Linked DNA regions of Homo sapiens: region 2 is linked to region 1. Evidence: chromatin loops called from intact Hi-C (ENCODE). Cell type or tissue: PC-3. All regions are shown on one strand. Each heading gives the region's core, and the rest is flanking DNA. Links, peaks and the distances in the headings are about the cores only. Region 1 overlaps LINC00393 (long intergenic non-protein coding RNA 393). Region 2 has its middle 140 kb from the start of LINC00392.

Region 1 (8,343 bases), core at 118-8,117:
ATTTGGGATCATGTTGCCTGCTAATAAAGACAGCTTTACTTTCTCCTTTCCAATTTGCATGCCTTTAATTTTTTATTTCTGCCTTGTTACCTCGACTAGAGGCTCCTATACAGTGTTACGTAGAAGTTGTGCGAGTGGACATCCTTACTTGTTCTTTATCTTAAGAGGAAAGCAGTCAGTATTTCAGCATTGGATATCATGTTAGCGCTGGTATTTGTTTGTTTGTTTGTTTATAAAATATTCAGAACAGGTGGAGGAAGTTCCCTTCTATTCCTTGTTTGTTCAGCGTTTGTATTGTGAATGGGTATTTGTCTTGTCAAATGCTTTGGCTGAATCTACTGAGACGATCATGTAGATTTTTCCTTTGTTCTACTAACATGATGTATTACATGGATTCATTTTCAGGTGGTATACCAACTTTGTCTTCTTTGGTAAAGCTGGATTTCCGCTAGCTGAATTTTAAGCTGGTAGAATTACTGCCATGGTTTATGGCATTTTTATATGTATTACTTTTTTATATGTTGCTGGATTTGGTTTGCTAATATTTTGTTAAAGATTTTTCTATCTATATTCACGAGGAACACCATTCTGTAGTTTTTGTTTCATGATGTCTTTGGATAACACTAACCTCATAGAATGAGTTGGGAAGTGTTCCCACGTCCTCTATTTTCTGAGTAAATTTGAATAGGAACGTTATTATTTCTTCCCTAAATATTTGAGAAAATTCACCATTCTGGGTGATTTTGTTGTAGGGGTTCTTAGGTTAAGCACAGAGGATTAAGCACAGAGGGGCTGGCTCTTGGGGGCTGGAAGCTACAAGCCTACCTGGTATTTTTTTTTTCTGTGTGTTTGTACCCCACCTCAAAAAGAGAGAGAATGAAAGAAAAATTTGTTTACTGTGCCTCCACCCCACACTTGCTGATGTCTCTAGGACTTTGACATATATTATTTGTATTTTACTGTGAGCGAATTTTAGATGTTGTCTTATAGGGGCAGGTTTTGATAGGAAGAAAGTATGAGCACACTAGGCCACTGCAACTGAGATGTTACCAGGAAAGAAGGGGCATAGGACTGCGAGGACAAATTACAATTTCTTCATTTTACTCATAAACAGTCACGTCAGGCAGAGTCAGAAAGCAACCTGCTACCTTTTGTGAAACTATGGGCAACTCGTGGCAGTAGTTTAGCCAGCTTAAAATCCAGCTAGTGGATCAGCAAGATCTGAAGTTTGGGACCAATTATTAAGACTGAACCTAAAAAACAGGTTGAAAGCCACCATTGGATAAGGACTCTTTTCAGATTTCACCAGGTCAGGAATATTAATATTTTCTGTCAAATCTGTCCACAGATATTACTATGAACAGAAATCGCTGAGGTCTACTGACCTTTGAGATGTAAATAAAATGCAACTTGACCATAATCCAGGTGAATTTAGTACGTGTGGAGCCTCCGAACTTTCCTGTCTTTCTTTCTAGAGCAAGGGTAAACAAAGATTTTCTGTAAATGGCCAGATAGCAAATATTTTCAGCTTTTCAGGCCATACAGTCTCTGTCACAACCACTCCATTCTGCCATTGCAATGCAAAGCAGCTAGAGGAAACATACCGAGATGAGTGTGTTTGTATTCTAGTAACACTTTCTTTCTAGAAGTAGATGGTGGGCCAGATTTGGCCCCTGGGTATAGTTTTCAGATACCTGTTTCAGAAGATGAAGATGGTTCACTACTACCTGCTGTCTTAGTCCGTTCGGGCTGCTATAACAAAATACCACATACTGGGTATTTCTTTCAACAATAAATTTCTATAGGCAATATAAATTTATTTCTCACAGTTCTGGAGGCTGGGAAGCCCAATATCAAGGCACCTTTAGAATCAATGTCTGGTGAGGGCCTGTTTCTTGGTTCATAGATGGTATCTTCTTGCTGCATTCTTACCTAGAGGAAGGGATGAGGCAACCCTCTGGGACCTCTTTTTTTTTTTTTTTTTGAGAGTCTTGCTCTGTTGCCCAGGCTAGAGTACAGTGGTGCGATCTCGGCTCACTGCAAACTCTGCCTCCTGGGTTCAAGTGATTCTTCTGCCTTGGCCTCCCGGGTGTCTGGGATTACAGGCGTGCACCACCACGCCTGGCTGATTTTTGTATTTTTAATAGAGATGGGGTTTCACAATATTGGCCAGGCTGGTCTCGAACTCCTGACCTCATGATCCACCTGCCTTGGCCTCCCAAAGTGCTGGGATTACAGACATGAGACTCCACACCTGGCCAGGACCTCTTTTGTAAGAGCACTAATCCCACTCAGTGAGAGCTCTGCTCTCATGATCTAATCACCTCCCAATGGACCCATCACCTAATATCATCACACTGGTGATTAGATTTCAACATATGAAATTTGGGGGAGTTCAAGCATTCAGACCATAGCACCTGCATGTCTCTGGTTCTTAGCCCTTTCTTCTGCTGAATTATTTCAGTTTATTGGACATTTTATCATCCCATGAATCTCTCTCTGTTCCATGGGTTTTAAGGCTAAAAATGGAGCCCAGGCAGCCTGCTTGGAAGCTTATTTACACTGAGATCCACTCAGGCACCTATGCCTAACCATGAGATGTATCCCTTTTTGGTAACTTGCTTGGCATACTCCAAACTGTTATATAATTCTCAGCTGACTCACCCTTTGCAGTGTGGAAAACAGGTTGTACCACCTTGTGCTAAAGGAAGCAGGAATGAAACTGATGTCTTCTCAGCAAATTCTTGGAGTAGGGGGGTAGACAGATTGGGTTCCATATATTACTCTATAAACTAACAGTTGTCAAGCTAGTACTTCAGATTAGGCTGGTCTGCTATCAAGTTGTCTTCTTTAACTGAAAAAGTATGGGTTACTCTAACACTTGGAATGCAAAAAATGTCACATTTCCCCATTTTGCTAAATTATATTAAATATAGATTGAGCTTTTTATTTTTCAAGATTGATGAGAACTTCAAACTTAGTGATTTTCAGAACCCTCATTATCTACCTTGGGCTAAGGACCTCAAGATTTGGGGGTACAGGATGATGGAGGACAACAGCATCATTCCTCAATCTCTGTTTACTTGTGGCTGCCACAGCCCATGTTTCAATGGCTTGTTCACAGATGGACTGCTCTCTGGCAGTTCCAATTTTTCCAGCCACACGTGACTTGGAGACCCTCATCAGAGCTTCCTAGGTCACAGGACACAGTTCTTAGTCCTCTCAGCAATAAGGGGCTGCATTTTAATGGCGCTGACCTATGTCACTTGTGCACCCTAAGCCCCTTTTTCTCCTCAGTTGAAGAGTCAAACCAATTTACCAGTAACCTAGTTGTTCCCTTCCCAAATATTAAATCAGCAAGCCTCCAAAGCCTTTCTTTTTCAGGTGATCCAGTTTATTTTTATTTCTTTATTTTTAATTTATTTTTAGAGATGGGGTCTTTCTCTGTCACCCAGGCTGGAGTGCAGTGGCAAGATCATAACTCGCTGTAACCTCCAACTCCTGGGCTCAAGCAATCCTCCCACCTTAGCCTCCTGAGTAGCTAGGACTATAGGTGTTCACCACCATGCCCAGCTGATTTTTAAATATTTTGTAGAGGCAGGGTCTTACTATGTTGCCCAGAATGGCCTGAAACTCCTGGCCTCAAACCATGCTCCTGTCTCAGCCTCCCAAAGTGTTCGCACCACTGCACCTGGCCTCAGGCAATCCAGTCTAATATTCTTGTTGGGCCCAGAATTTTAAAGGCAGAAATTGTTTGTCTCACATAGTGATTTGTTTTGTTTTAATTAAACTTCAATACCTTTAGACTGGACACGTAATCTCCAGTTGACAATCTCCACCACTCTCTATTATCTTACTCCAACTAGTTTTCTTTCTTTATTGCCCTTACTGTCTAGTCTTGGAAGGGAGGTGGAAGAATTACTTTAGTTTCTTCCTTAAGAGTTTATAGTAAGAAATGATACAATTTGATTTCTCTATAGAGTATTTTACTACATAAATTTTTGAACAAACCACTGTGTTATAGAGTCTATTTATTCTAGCCCGCTTGCTCTCAAGGTGTGGCCCATGAATAAGAAGTCTCAGTATCTCTTGGGAACTTGTTAGACATGCCAGCCCCCACCTCAAATCTACTGAAATAAAATCCTGGGTGTGGGCTCCGCAATCTGCACTTCAACGAGCCCTCTAGGAGATTCTGATGCATGTGCAAGTTGAAGAACTCCTGTTCTAGAATGTCATATGCTTTGGGTACAATAATCCATAGAGAAAGATCTGTCATTTAGAACTATTGGTAACTCCTCAGGTAAGTCCTTAGTTCTCTGTTTTTTTCCTTCCATACTCTCTTGGAGTGCATATTCTCTCAAAATTTTAATTGATGCCCTCTTGTGGCTATGAGAATTCCCAGGTATATCACTATATCCCAGATCTATTATTTTCTTTCTTTCTTTTTTCTAAATCATTGTTTCATTCCAGGAAAACTCAAATTTAATATTCTGACATTATTGGAAACTACATTCGTCATTTGTACCCCATAGCAATTTATCTTCCCTCTTTTCCTCTTTATCATCAGTGGGGAAAAGTAAGCTGAATGAGTCACTTATCTCAGGTGAAAAACTTAAGGGGGCAATAAAAAATGTCAATAATCAAGACAAATAATATTTTAACGAAATTTTTTAAAGTTAAGATTAATGCAAGAAAATCCGCGATGAGCAAAACTAATTTTTTTTTTAAATAGAACTAGTAACCTTGCTATGCTAAGTCATATTGGAGCTTAAGGCAAAAGGAAAAAAATCAGTAGTATTGATCCTGTCTTTATTTAAAACTTTGATATTTTTTATCATGAATATTTTTGCATATATTTTATCTTAAAAATATTGCATTAAAATACTATCTATCCTGATTATTGTGTTATTTGGTGCTGACTTAAGTTTTATGCCCAAGACAAGTCCTCACCACATCACTGAAGGTTAGAGCATCAGTTTTTCCTGTGCCTTGCATACAAACACAGCTCTTTCAGGAAGGTGCCCCTTACTCTTCTCTGTACAAGAAATCTCTGCTGATTACAGATGGAGCCAGCAGGCAGGAAAGAAAGTTGATTGCATTCAATGATTTGAGAGACACTCAAAGATCACCTGACCCATTAAACTAATTTCCCTCTCCATTAGGTTATAATGGCAAAGTTGATGGTTTGGTTCAAGAAGAAACAAAACACATATTGGTTTCAAAGGGAATACAAGGGAAAATCTTGGGTGTCATAGGTCTCTCTTATATTTGTTCATAAAGTGATTGAGCTCCTGGAGAATAAGTTCCCAAGGAAGAGGAATGTTGAAATATTAATAGAAGGTAGGAGTTCAGGAGAAGACAGGGACCACCGCTTGCCCATAGCTGATGCTTATCTGCACATCGTCTGTTTAGCAACCGCACACTTAGTGTATACTAAACAATCTTAGACTTGCTCACAGGCTGCTTTGTAATTAGTCTCTGGATGAATCACGTGGGTACATTTATCTTCTCCAATTAGACAGTGATTTTAATTTCAGAAATCATGTGTCCTCTCTTTGTTTGGATCCTATTCTTTGAAGAGGATTTTATTAAGGAGCCATTCCAGAAACTTTGTCTAAGTTACATCTGACTTCATTCATTCAGTCTTTTGTTTATTCTGTTCACACACAATACACTTGAGACCAAATAGAATGGAGTAGATATTGAATTAAGTAACTAAGCATTAAAAAGAATTAAAAGCCCAGTTGCCTTCAGTGTTTATTAATTGCTGAGAGCTACATGGAGACAATTTCTACTCTCCAGGAGCTTCTAAAGCAGCGAGTGGATGCCTCCAATACAGATATACATGAATAGCATATATAAAATAACCCAAAACTTTAAACCTACGTATCAAAGCAAATTGACAGTTAAATCACATTCTTAAGGCATAGCAATATTTATTTCATATATTTCCAAACCTAATGTTGCATGCCCCTACAGCCAAGCTCATGGGTCTTTGAAGATGCAAACAGTCTGAGTACAAATTCACTTTTCATGCAAAAACTCCAAAACACAGCCGGCAAATGTGCCCTTCATAAATCATCAAATAGTTTCTTCAGTTGTAATACTATATGAATTAAAATTGTCAAGACTGTTTTCCTTTTATAGCAGTTGATTCAGTATCTTTTAAAGTCCTCAAAGCTGTCAGATTTCTACAGCTTGAACTTCAATAAATAAACTTAGGTTTTCTTTGTATTTAGAGGTTTACAAGAGACTTTCAAGCTCTGACATGTTTAGAAAGTTACCTTAGTAGGTTGAGATTTTATTACTATGATAACTTAACAAGACAGAGGTCTTAAGAGTAATTTCCTCTGTGACTTTCAGAAGAATTTACCATTTATGACTTGAGAGCACTGTCTTACATAAAAACTTATATTTTGGGAGATTATCTTTCAACAGAACATTTATCTCTCTCTATTTTTTATATTCTAGAATGCACTTACAAGTGTATTGGACAGAGAGAGTATCTTTTGGAACATTTTTGCACTGGTGAAAAGTTGTTCCGCTTTTGTAGGCCTTCGTGCCATGAAGTCAGTGAATATGCCAATCCACGCTGCCTGGTTTAGCAACAGGTGAGGAGGAAACTCCACCTCCGTGAAGACTTGTTTGTATTGAGCTGATGAATGGCCATGTGAGACGCCAACAACTGAGGGAAGAAAGTAATTCCCATGTCAACAGGAGTCCCAGGGACTTACCAAAAAAGTCACCTCTATAAACGTCTTCCAGAGGATAATGCCCATTTCCTAAGTTCACCGGGACTTGGGGACTCACCACTCTGTGGTATAGAGACCTCACTGCAGTTGACCTCCAAACCTGTGGGGCACAGAAGAAGAGACAGGTGTAGGTAGAACAGGATATCTGTTTTTATGTCTCTCCTGGCTACAGAAGACTCAGCAAAAGTGTACCTGGATGTCCAACACAAGGGAGGGCTCATAATGGTATTATGCCTCCACCTTTTGTTACTGTGAAGGCCATGACCAGATGGGAGGAAGGTACCTTCTGATGACATTACTGTCCTAGAGAACATTTGAGTAGGTAAGAGGAAGATGCCATGGTCTTCAATATTGTTTTGTACCATAGTATATATAACAAATCATGAAGCAAGTTAGAGTGGTATGAAGTTAACAGGAACTTTTTATTTTGAAAGTTTTAAAATGATCACCAAGAATTATCACAGTAGAAATGGGAGAGAAAAATTAATATATGTATATTAATTTTATAATCTACTATGTAATGTAATAATCTGTATGTGTGTGCATGTTTGTGTGTGTTTTGCTTTGTTCTCAGCTATTTCTCTGACTGTTGTCCTTTTGGGGTTTATCTGCTCCCACAATACCTGCTGAGGATGAGTCAATCCTCTCTCAGTTGGATATAATTTGTAGCCACATTATCCTGTCTAATAGGAGCAAAAAGCAACCAGAAAGATTTCCTGAGGAATTGCTGGCACATGCAAATGGGAAACTGGTCATTTTAATTTTGGTTGTCATGACGTTTCTTCAATTACCTCATTGACCTGAATCATCACACTTCTTTACACTGTTTTCAGCCTTATTGTCTGGAAAATACAGACTTGTTTTCTTATTTGGATAGCCTAAGGAAAAACCATGAGCAAGTCTGGGTGTTATGGTTCTCCCAAGTGTTACATACATGCAGAAAATGTCATTTGAAGTTTTAATCTAAAAGAGTATAACTGAATGCTAGTCAAACATTCACTGGGTTTATTTCTTTGCCAAAGAGTCAATCCTGGCTGATATCTTCATTTTGTAAATTGAGAAAGATATACCTATAAATGACAAATGTGGAGGGTACCAAGCACATAAGGCTAAGAGAAATAAAATATAAATATATTCATGTGAAACCTTCTGGAAGGCATGGAGACAAACACAGGTATGTTATATAAAGTAATCTGTCCTCATTTCTCCAGGTAGAGGCTTAAAAATGCTATTCATCATCTTCACTATAGCTGAGATAATTTGATTAATAATAGCTATAATTATGTATCAAAACATAAAGAAGAAAAAGAATAGTCAAATATTTGCCATCACTATACAGTAATTTGTCCTTAGGAAGACATTCAGTATATATTCTAGCTCTTTTTTTGATAAATAGAAAAGATTTTGGTAGACATTAGACTAATACATGAACCAATTACTGACACATAAATATATGAGAAACAAATTAAAAATATAAAACTTGTTCTCACAGGAAGAGACAAGGCATGGTTTTTAGTAATGAAGAAAGAAATAATTAGTCCTGATTGATATCTACAAGCTCAACTCATTTCATAAAAATTAGCCTGTGGGG
Region 2 (8,343 bases), core at 1-8,000, 120 kb before region 1:
CTTATAGAATTGGAAAAAACTTTTGAAAATGATCATCTTCTATTTTGGCAAAAGTATATGTAGTTAAACAGGTGGGTACTCTGAGACCTAGGAGTGAACTCTAGATTGGTATAGGCTTTTGGTAATGCAATTCAATATGTATCGTGTTTTAAAAGACTTCACACTCTTCGACCTTGTAACTGGATGAGTCCTTTAAGGAGACAGTGAGGCTGTCAAAGATTTTTATTAAACCATAATATATTAATAATAATAAACTGAAACTAATGTATAAAAGTAGATGAATGTTAAGATATAGCAAGGGATATTATAAAGTTTTAAAATAATGTTCTCAAAGAACATTTAAGATTAGGAAAAAATACTTCTAACATATTACAAAACTGAATAAAGTATAGTGTATGATTCTTCTTTGTTATTTACATACGTATATAACATATGCCTATCACTGATATCTTTTAGACATCTCCACATGGATAGCCAATAATCATCTCAAACTTTATGTGTCTACATTCAGATTTTTAAATTTCTAGCCATAAATTGTTAAATCTGTTTCTCCTCTAGTCTTCCCCATCTTGATAAAGGGAAACTTCATCCTTCCAATTGCTCAAGTCAAACATCTGGGGGTCTGTTTTGATTTCTTTCTTTCCCTCACACCCACATTCAATCCATTCACCTCTCCTTTCAAAGTGTCCAGAATCTGATCCCTTTCCACGATCTCCAACTTCTTCTCTGGCTCCTGCCTCTATCATCTCCTGCCTAGGTGACTGCAGAGATCTCTTAACTGGGGTCTTTGCACTAGCCCTTCCTCCCTCCATTCCCTTTTCTCAGCACAACAGCCAGAGACAGATTGAGCCTTTAACATGCATCAAGTCATGTCACTTCTCTGTTCGGAAGCCTCCAAAAGCAAAGCCAGTTCTGTGTATTGGCCTGCAAAAGCCTTCCTGATTGACGTTCTGCTCTCTCTCTGAACTCATTGCCCACCACTTTTCTCAAACTTTCGGTTTCGCCAGGCCCAGTGGCTCACACCTATAATCTCAGCACTTTGGGAGGCTAGTCGGGCAGAACACCTGAGGCCAGGAGTTTGAGGCCAGCCTGGCCAACATGGTGAAGCCCCATCTCTACTAAAAGTAACAAATTAGCCAGGTGTGGTGGTGCACGCCTGTAATCCCAGCTACTTGGGAGGTTGAGGCAGGAGAATCACTTGAACCCAGGAGGCAGAGGTTGTAGTGAGCCCAGATCGCGACACTGCACTCCAGCCTGGGCGACAGAGCAAGATTCTGTCTCAAAAATAAATAAATAAATACAAATAAAATAAAATAAAAAAACAACAACCAAAAAAACTCGGGTTCAGCCCCACTAGCCCCTTGTGTCGCTAATTCTCACCGAACACCTTCTCGTTCTTTTCATCTACACTTACCTCCGCCTGGAATGCTCCACATGGCTGGTGCTGTCACCTCCTGAAAGTCTTTGCATAAGAGCCATCTCCTTGCGTGCATACCCATTTTTAAAGACATTCCAGTCTCACCCCAGTATTTCCTCTCTCCCTTAGAAAGCTCCCCCCAACCTTCTTTTTAAATAGCCCTTAGGAGCAAGTGACTTGTTTTCCTTTTTCATCCTTTCTCTCTCCAGTAGAATGTAAGCCCTTTGAGCTGGGGACTTTTTCTTGTTGCTCACTGTTGGATCTCCATTACTTAGAACAGTGCCTGGCTTATGTGTTGAATGAAAAAATACGTATTTGTTGAATAAATAAACAAATGGGTAAGCACATGATATATGTCTAGATAAATTTAATGCTTTTTATTTTCTTGTTTAAACTCTTCTGTACTTAAATTTTCCAAATTGACATCATTTTTCCATCTTTATTATCAGAAAAAAACCCACAATCAATGTTATTCTTTTTTATTTTTAACTTGGTAATTACTGGTATTTATGGGCTAACTGAATGTATGAATCTTCCAGCCTTTTTGTATTTTGGATAGTTCACTATGAGGGACAAATCATCTTGATAAAGGATGAAGTTCTTTGCTTTTCTGTAACTCTCATTTCCTCTTTTTCATAACATTATTGAAAATATCATATTTTCTGCATTTTCTAACTCTGAATCAGTATTAGGCTGGTGGGCTAGCTCCTTGCCCATTCTTTCAACATATTATTACTACTACTATTGCCACTACTTCAATTATTTGCTATTAGTGGCCTTTTTTCTATCTTCTCTCTCCATTTCTTCCCAGTACATCAAATGCTGTTCTGAGGTCAGTGCATCTATGTACATTGGAAGAGCATTAATATCTATAGGGCAGCCCAGGTTCTGGGAACCTGGCCACATCATCTTACGTATACTGTATCTATTCATCCTCAGAATAGACCTCCTTAGCAGCTATTATTACTCCATATGACAATGGGGAAACTGAGCCTGGGAGCTTGAGGAACTTGTCAGAAGACACACAGCTAGGAAGTGGCAGAGAGCAAGTGTCTGACTCCAAAGTCCACGCTCTTTCTACTTTTCATAATGGTTGCATCCCAGCTCTAAAATTTGTTTATTTCTTCTTTCACATACTCCGTCTTTTCAGAAAGGATTTGATAGAGATGACACATTTGTTATTGTTCCTAAGCTCTGGCTTCTGCCTCCATACTGCTTAAGCCCAGGAGATTGAGGAGGATGGCGTGGGCTGGAGGTGGACTGTGCGAGAAAGCTCTTCCTGTCACCAGAACCCTTGCTTGTCACCAAGTGGCCCACTTGCAACAGACTCCAGGATGTCCCAGCCAGGGGAGTGTTGGAGTTGTTTGTGATCGGGTGATCCCAGGCTTAGCTTGGTGAGTGTAGTTTGTTTGGTAACTACTATAATAGTAGGCGGTCTTTGATCTAGAGCTTTCATTAGTCCTTTTGTGATTCTTTTCTTTGGCAAATTATTTTTTCTTTTGAACTCTTTTGAAAAATGTCATATATATCCTTATTCAATCTATTTTTGTGGTGAAAAACTCCATGACTTTTTAAGAAGAGAAGAGGATGTTAACTAACATCTGCAGAATGGCACTTTAAATGCTGTTTTTTAATATTCACAAATGCTAGTGAGATAGATCTCATTATCCTTTTTTGATAAAATAGATGAAGGAATCTTGGCAGAAGAAAATTATGTAATTTACCTAACAGGGGCTATAAGATTTATTTTTTTTCTACCTATGAACTCATTCTACTATTACATATGCAAATATTGAGATAGATTGGACTGCAATTCTGACACTCATGGCCTTTAAGCAAAAATAACTCATAGTATAGTTTTAGAATTTGAGGCTGCGGAGGAAAATGGCAATATTTCAGCCAAGTAGAGAAGGGCAGCCCAGCTTCCTGGGCTTTAGGGGGGTGCTCTGAGCATTGGTATGTTATTGATACATCTATCTGTGACTTATTTTTTGTAATTTGAAACCTGTTTGTAAAGGAATATCAAGACATTGGTATTCCTCGCCAATATTAACATTACCAAGTCACCTTACTGTATAAACATCTGTCTAAAATGTTTAAATATTGATTTTATCGAGGGGCAACATGGGGGTTAACAAAGGGCTTTGTTAGTTCCTTTTCTGATTTTGACTGATACAATTCTATTGCTAAATTTCCACTGAGATTGTACATTATCCACACTATCTCACTTACCTAGAATGTGATTTTCCAAAAGTTGCTTGTACTTAGGAAGAATCAAGTCAGTCTCTGATGGTATTTAAGGGGCTGCAGAAGTAAACTAGTTCCTCCAGTGTCGGGAAACTGTGAGTCATCTCAACTCTCATGCTTTCTGACTCTGAATCAAGAAGGGCAATGTTCACATAGAAACCGTATAATTTGTCACGTTAAGAACAGACTGATCTTGTTCTAATGCTCCTGCAGAGCTCCAGATCTCCTTACATAAGGAGAAATTTTCAGAAATTAATAAAATGAAGTTCAGCCTTAAGGAATGTGACTAATACATCTGAGATAAGTGACTCAAACACTAGAAGAGGGAGATACTTGCAGTTTTAGCACTAAACAATTTTAAGTTACTTGAGATTTTTTTAAATCATCAGAACTCATTGTTTTCATATTTGAAACATGAGAAAATGTCTTCACTTTGCAGATTTAAAAGAAATTCATTGGATAGAAATAGACCAAAAATTTAATCCTTAGAAGATAATATTTTAGTAGTATTATCTCATAAAGAGTAAATACTTGATGCAATTATTTGCATATTGACCTCAATGCATGATTTTAAACCCATGATAATTTCCCAAGATAATTTTCTAATGTCCACATTTCCCTGAGTGCTTAGTGCCACTCCCAGACATATCTGTGTGTCATTAGGTCTGCAGGCCTGTGGGGACAAGTGTGTGCACAAGTGCATGCATAGGTAATAGGAGCCCTTCAGGGTTGTCAGATGTGCTGAACATTGGAAACGGGAAATATTCTGTTTGATGACCTTTGCCAAATTGCAAAGTGCAAACTGGCAAAGTGAGTTTCATCACTCAGAATTTCAGTTTTGGAGATGGCAGAGATACATAATTATCTAGTTAAATCCCTCATCAAATCAAGAAATAAAATGAGGTGTCCGGGCTGTGACTCATGCCTGTAATCCCACCAGTTTGGGAGACCAAGGCAGGCTGATCACCTGAGGTCAGGAGTTTGAGACCAGCCTGACCAACATGGTGAAACCCTGTCTCTACTAAAAATACAAAAATTAGCTGGGTGTGGTGGCCTGTGCCTGTAGTTGGGAGCTACTTGAGAGGCTGAGACAGGAGAATTGCTTGAACCTGGGAGGTGGAGGTTGCAGTGAGCCGAGATCACGCTATTGCACTCCGGCCTGGGTGAAATGACAGAGCAAGACTCTGTCTCAAAAAAAAAAAAAAAAAAAAAAGAAGTGAAATTGAAATGAGGGTTTTCTTATGGAATACATCTATCTTTTCATAATTACACACTCAAGACATTTCTATCCCTCCACAGTGTGTTCATTACTCATTGCTCAGTACATGATTTCTAACTAAATATTTGTAAATGACTGAATAGATGAATGAATGAATGAATGGGTGAGTAAATGATAGAATGAGTCTCAGAGAGATCGTGCAAGTATGTGCCAGGAAAAGAAACCCAGGTGTTTCTTATTTTTCTGTTTTCTAGTCCCTGTGAGTTCTCTTTAGGTGAGCTAATAAACTCATTATCTTTTAATCCTTAAACCCTGTTTCTGGACACACCACCTATTCTTAGCTGAGCTAGGCCCCTTTCTTCCCCTATTTTCACCTCTTCCCCAAAGCTTTGCTGGGTAACTGGAAAAAAGGTGATTTCTTCCTCAACCACTCCTTGTCTGAACATGCAGCAATGCATGAGTCACTCTTCATTCCTAAGACACAATAGAGCTTTCCATGGCTTGTATTTGCTATAAATATTTACTGCCCTGATCTCTGATTTACTTAATATCAACACAATTGTCTGGGTAGCCTTAGACCTTTGGTATATATACTGGTCTTACTATTTGTCTGAGATCCCAAACTACATTACGGTTCTAAATTTGGTAAATATGGAATCCATTCCAATTGAAGTTACTGGCAAAATTGAAAACACTATGTCATTTTTTTTCTGGAATAATAGGTATTGTTCTAGAGAATGTCTCTCTGTCTGTCTACTTAAACTCAAATCCATCTAAAAATCTTATGGGATAGTAGATGTTATTCACATTTTTTTTACCAGATGAGGAAGCTGAGACTTCAAGAAATGAAATGACTTTTAGAAAGTACTAAAGCCAGTATTTAAATTGAGATTGGTCTGTCTCTTCAGGCCAGTTTGTGCCCACCACATTACACACTCCCCTCTTCCCATCCCATAATCATGGAGGGCATTTAAAGGCATCAGAACCATTAGGTACAGACTACCGTGTCTAACAGGGCAGAAAATTTCTGCTCCATTACGCCTTCCAGCCTTTAGGTTCTGAGAAGGCATAGTGAACATGAGAAGACAATGATAGAGAAAGCTGTTCTTTGGCTATGTCTATCAGACCAGTTTATGGTGTCACCAAACGAAGAATAAAGGGAAATGACTTCTTCATATTTCTCAGAATCAAGGTTTATTAATTTCCCCTCCACAGCTATGAGGATGCTTTTTTTTTTCTTAATTCAGCCCAGAATATCAGGTTGAGGTGGAAAGTTCAGGGCCGTTGGTCAGTTGTATCTTAAAGGCATCCACCTATTTTTTCGACACCTCCATTCTTTTTCGAGTGGAAGCAAAAGACATGTAACTCCTGCAGGTAAAACTGTGACCAACACCATAAAACTGTGATCAACAAACATTTATTAAACTATACTATGAGGAAAACATGAAATATTAGAATAAAAGGTAGACAGTGATAATTAGTTTAAAGGACATGCAGAGATGGAGGTTTAGAAGAGACAGGAATTACAGTTGGGGAAGAGAACATGAAAGGCTTCCTGGAGAGCATGGTGTTTGCACTGGATCTTGGTAGTTTGGGAAAGGAAAGCAATCTAAGTGGAAGTTAGTATGAATGGAAGGAGTGGGGACCAGGTTACAGAAAGGAAATAGTAAGTGAGCTAGTTTGAATGGAAAACTTTTGAAGAAAAGAAGTGGAGAATAAGGCAAGAGAGGGTTAAGCTCCTTCTGGAAGATAGGGACCACATGTCTGACAAGATTGTTTTATGAGGGCTCGGTATATTCTTGGGGGCAAGCTCAATCTCACAAACCACAAGAGTAGATCAATATGCCAGAAAAATACATGCAGGACTTGGTGGTAATGGTAGTGGTAGTGGTGACAGTGGTGAAGGTGGTGGTGATATCACAGAAGTGATGCAGAGTGTGATGATCTGGTGACAGGGATGATAGAAGGGGAAGAGGATACTCAGCAGGAAAAGCAGGTTATTTGAAAGGAAATGGTAAACTCGCTTTTTTTTTTTTCGAGACAGAGTTTTGCTCTTGTTGCCCATGCTGGAGTGCAATGGCGCAATCTCAGCTCACTGCAACCTCTGCCTCCCAGGTTCGAGTAATTCTCCTGCCTCAGCCTCCCAAGTAGCTGGGATTACAGGCATGTGCCACCATGCCTGGCTAATTTTGTATTTTTAGTAGAGACGGGGTTTCTCCATGTTGGTCAGGCTGGTCTCAAACTCTGACCTCAGGTGATCTGCCCACCTCAGCCTCCCAAAGTGCTGTGATTACAGGTGTGAGCCACTGCACCTGGTCGGAAAACTCACTTTTTAAAAAATAACATTACATCATTGCTGAAAATCTATCCTAAGTCTACATAAGGAATGCAGCATCAACTATGGTATTAGGTATAAGGAGGGAAACCATGAAATTGCTAATTCAGTAGATTTCATAGTTAGCTAAGCTAATTAAAGAAGGCACTCTATTTAATTATTTAAATGATTAAATTAAATCACTCAATTTAATGAAGGTGATTAGGTCTTTTTCAAACAAAAGAAAACCCAGTTAAAAATAACTGAAATTGGTAACAAGAAAATAACCTAACATATATAATTAACCTGTAGAACTTAGCATCATAGGATTGAATTAATGATAGTATTTATTAAAGTAGAACTGTAAGATTATAAAAATACTTGGCACTTACATGAATAATCAATGTTATTAGTATCTAATATCCCCAGAGATAAATATCATTATCATTTGTTAATTTCACTTAAGTGCTGAAATATACATTCTATGGCTTGCCCAATGAATATGATACTTTTATATTTTATAGTCTTGAGTTAATTAGGAGTCACATAAATTCTGCAGTACAACATCATTGAAATAAATGGAATCAACATGACGACTAATCAGTGTTTTTGCTGCCAAGATGAGTGTTTTTTTTTTCAAAAATCCTCATTAATATTATATTAAGCAGGATTTCAGTGATCTTATGATAGCTTCCATTACTTCCCTAGGGAAACTGTTCTGTAAAATAACACTTGTTACTGTCTAACAACTTTTTTCTTTCTTTTTTTTTTTTTTTGAGACGGAGTCTCGCTCTGTCACCCAAGCTGGAGTGCAGTGGCGGGATCTCGGCTCACTGCAGCCTCTCCCTCCTGGGCTTAAGCAATTCTCCTGCCTCAGCCTCCCAAGTACTGGGATTACAGGCACGTGACACCGTGCCCAGCTAATTTTTGTATTTTTAGTAGAGACAGGGTTTCACCATGTTGCCCAGGCTGGACTTGAACTCCTGACCTCAGGTGATCCACTTGCCTCGGCCTCTCAAAGTGCTGGGATTACAGGCGTGAGTCACCGTGCCCTGCTCCAACTTTTCGTTGCTTGTAGTCTTCTTCTTTCTCTCTCTATGCATCAACCATATCTCACTACCAAATACACATTTTCAGAAAATGCAA

What was found. Hi-C counts contacts between places; a loop is a spot of excess contacts. Peaks named below come from ENCODE experiments on the same cell type or tissue, not always from the same donor. Only the 100,000 strongest peaks of a DNase experiment are listed, where the experiment ranks them.
Region 2: a loop joins it to region 1, with 4 times the contacts of the local background. A loop is called at or near these places in 2 of 110 quality-filtered maps.

The regions. Positions count from the first base shown.
Region 1 is chr13:73,539,990-73,548,332 of GRCh38, forward strand. It overlaps LINC00393 (long intergenic non-protein coding RNA 393), which reads right to left. Exons shown (of 4, transcript NR_184171.1): 3 at 6,811-6,852; 4 at 5,912-6,685. Among named protein-coding and RNA genes, the nearest start is that of LINC00392, 20 kb to the right of the region's middle. In PC-3, for the core only: a CTCF peak has its summit at 4,399 (motif pointing left); a DNase peak (open chromatin) is centred at 2,672; H3K27ac peaks cover 1,746 bases.
Region 2 is chr13:73,424,571-73,432,913 of GRCh38, forward strand. No RefSeq gene overlaps it. Among named protein-coding and RNA genes, the nearest start is that of LINC00392, 140 kb to the right of the region's middle. In PC-3, for the core only: no CTCF peak of the experiment used is centred there; DNase peaks (open chromatin) are centred at 3,791 and 5,351; H3K4me3 peaks cover 341 bases; H3K27ac peaks cover 4,853 bases.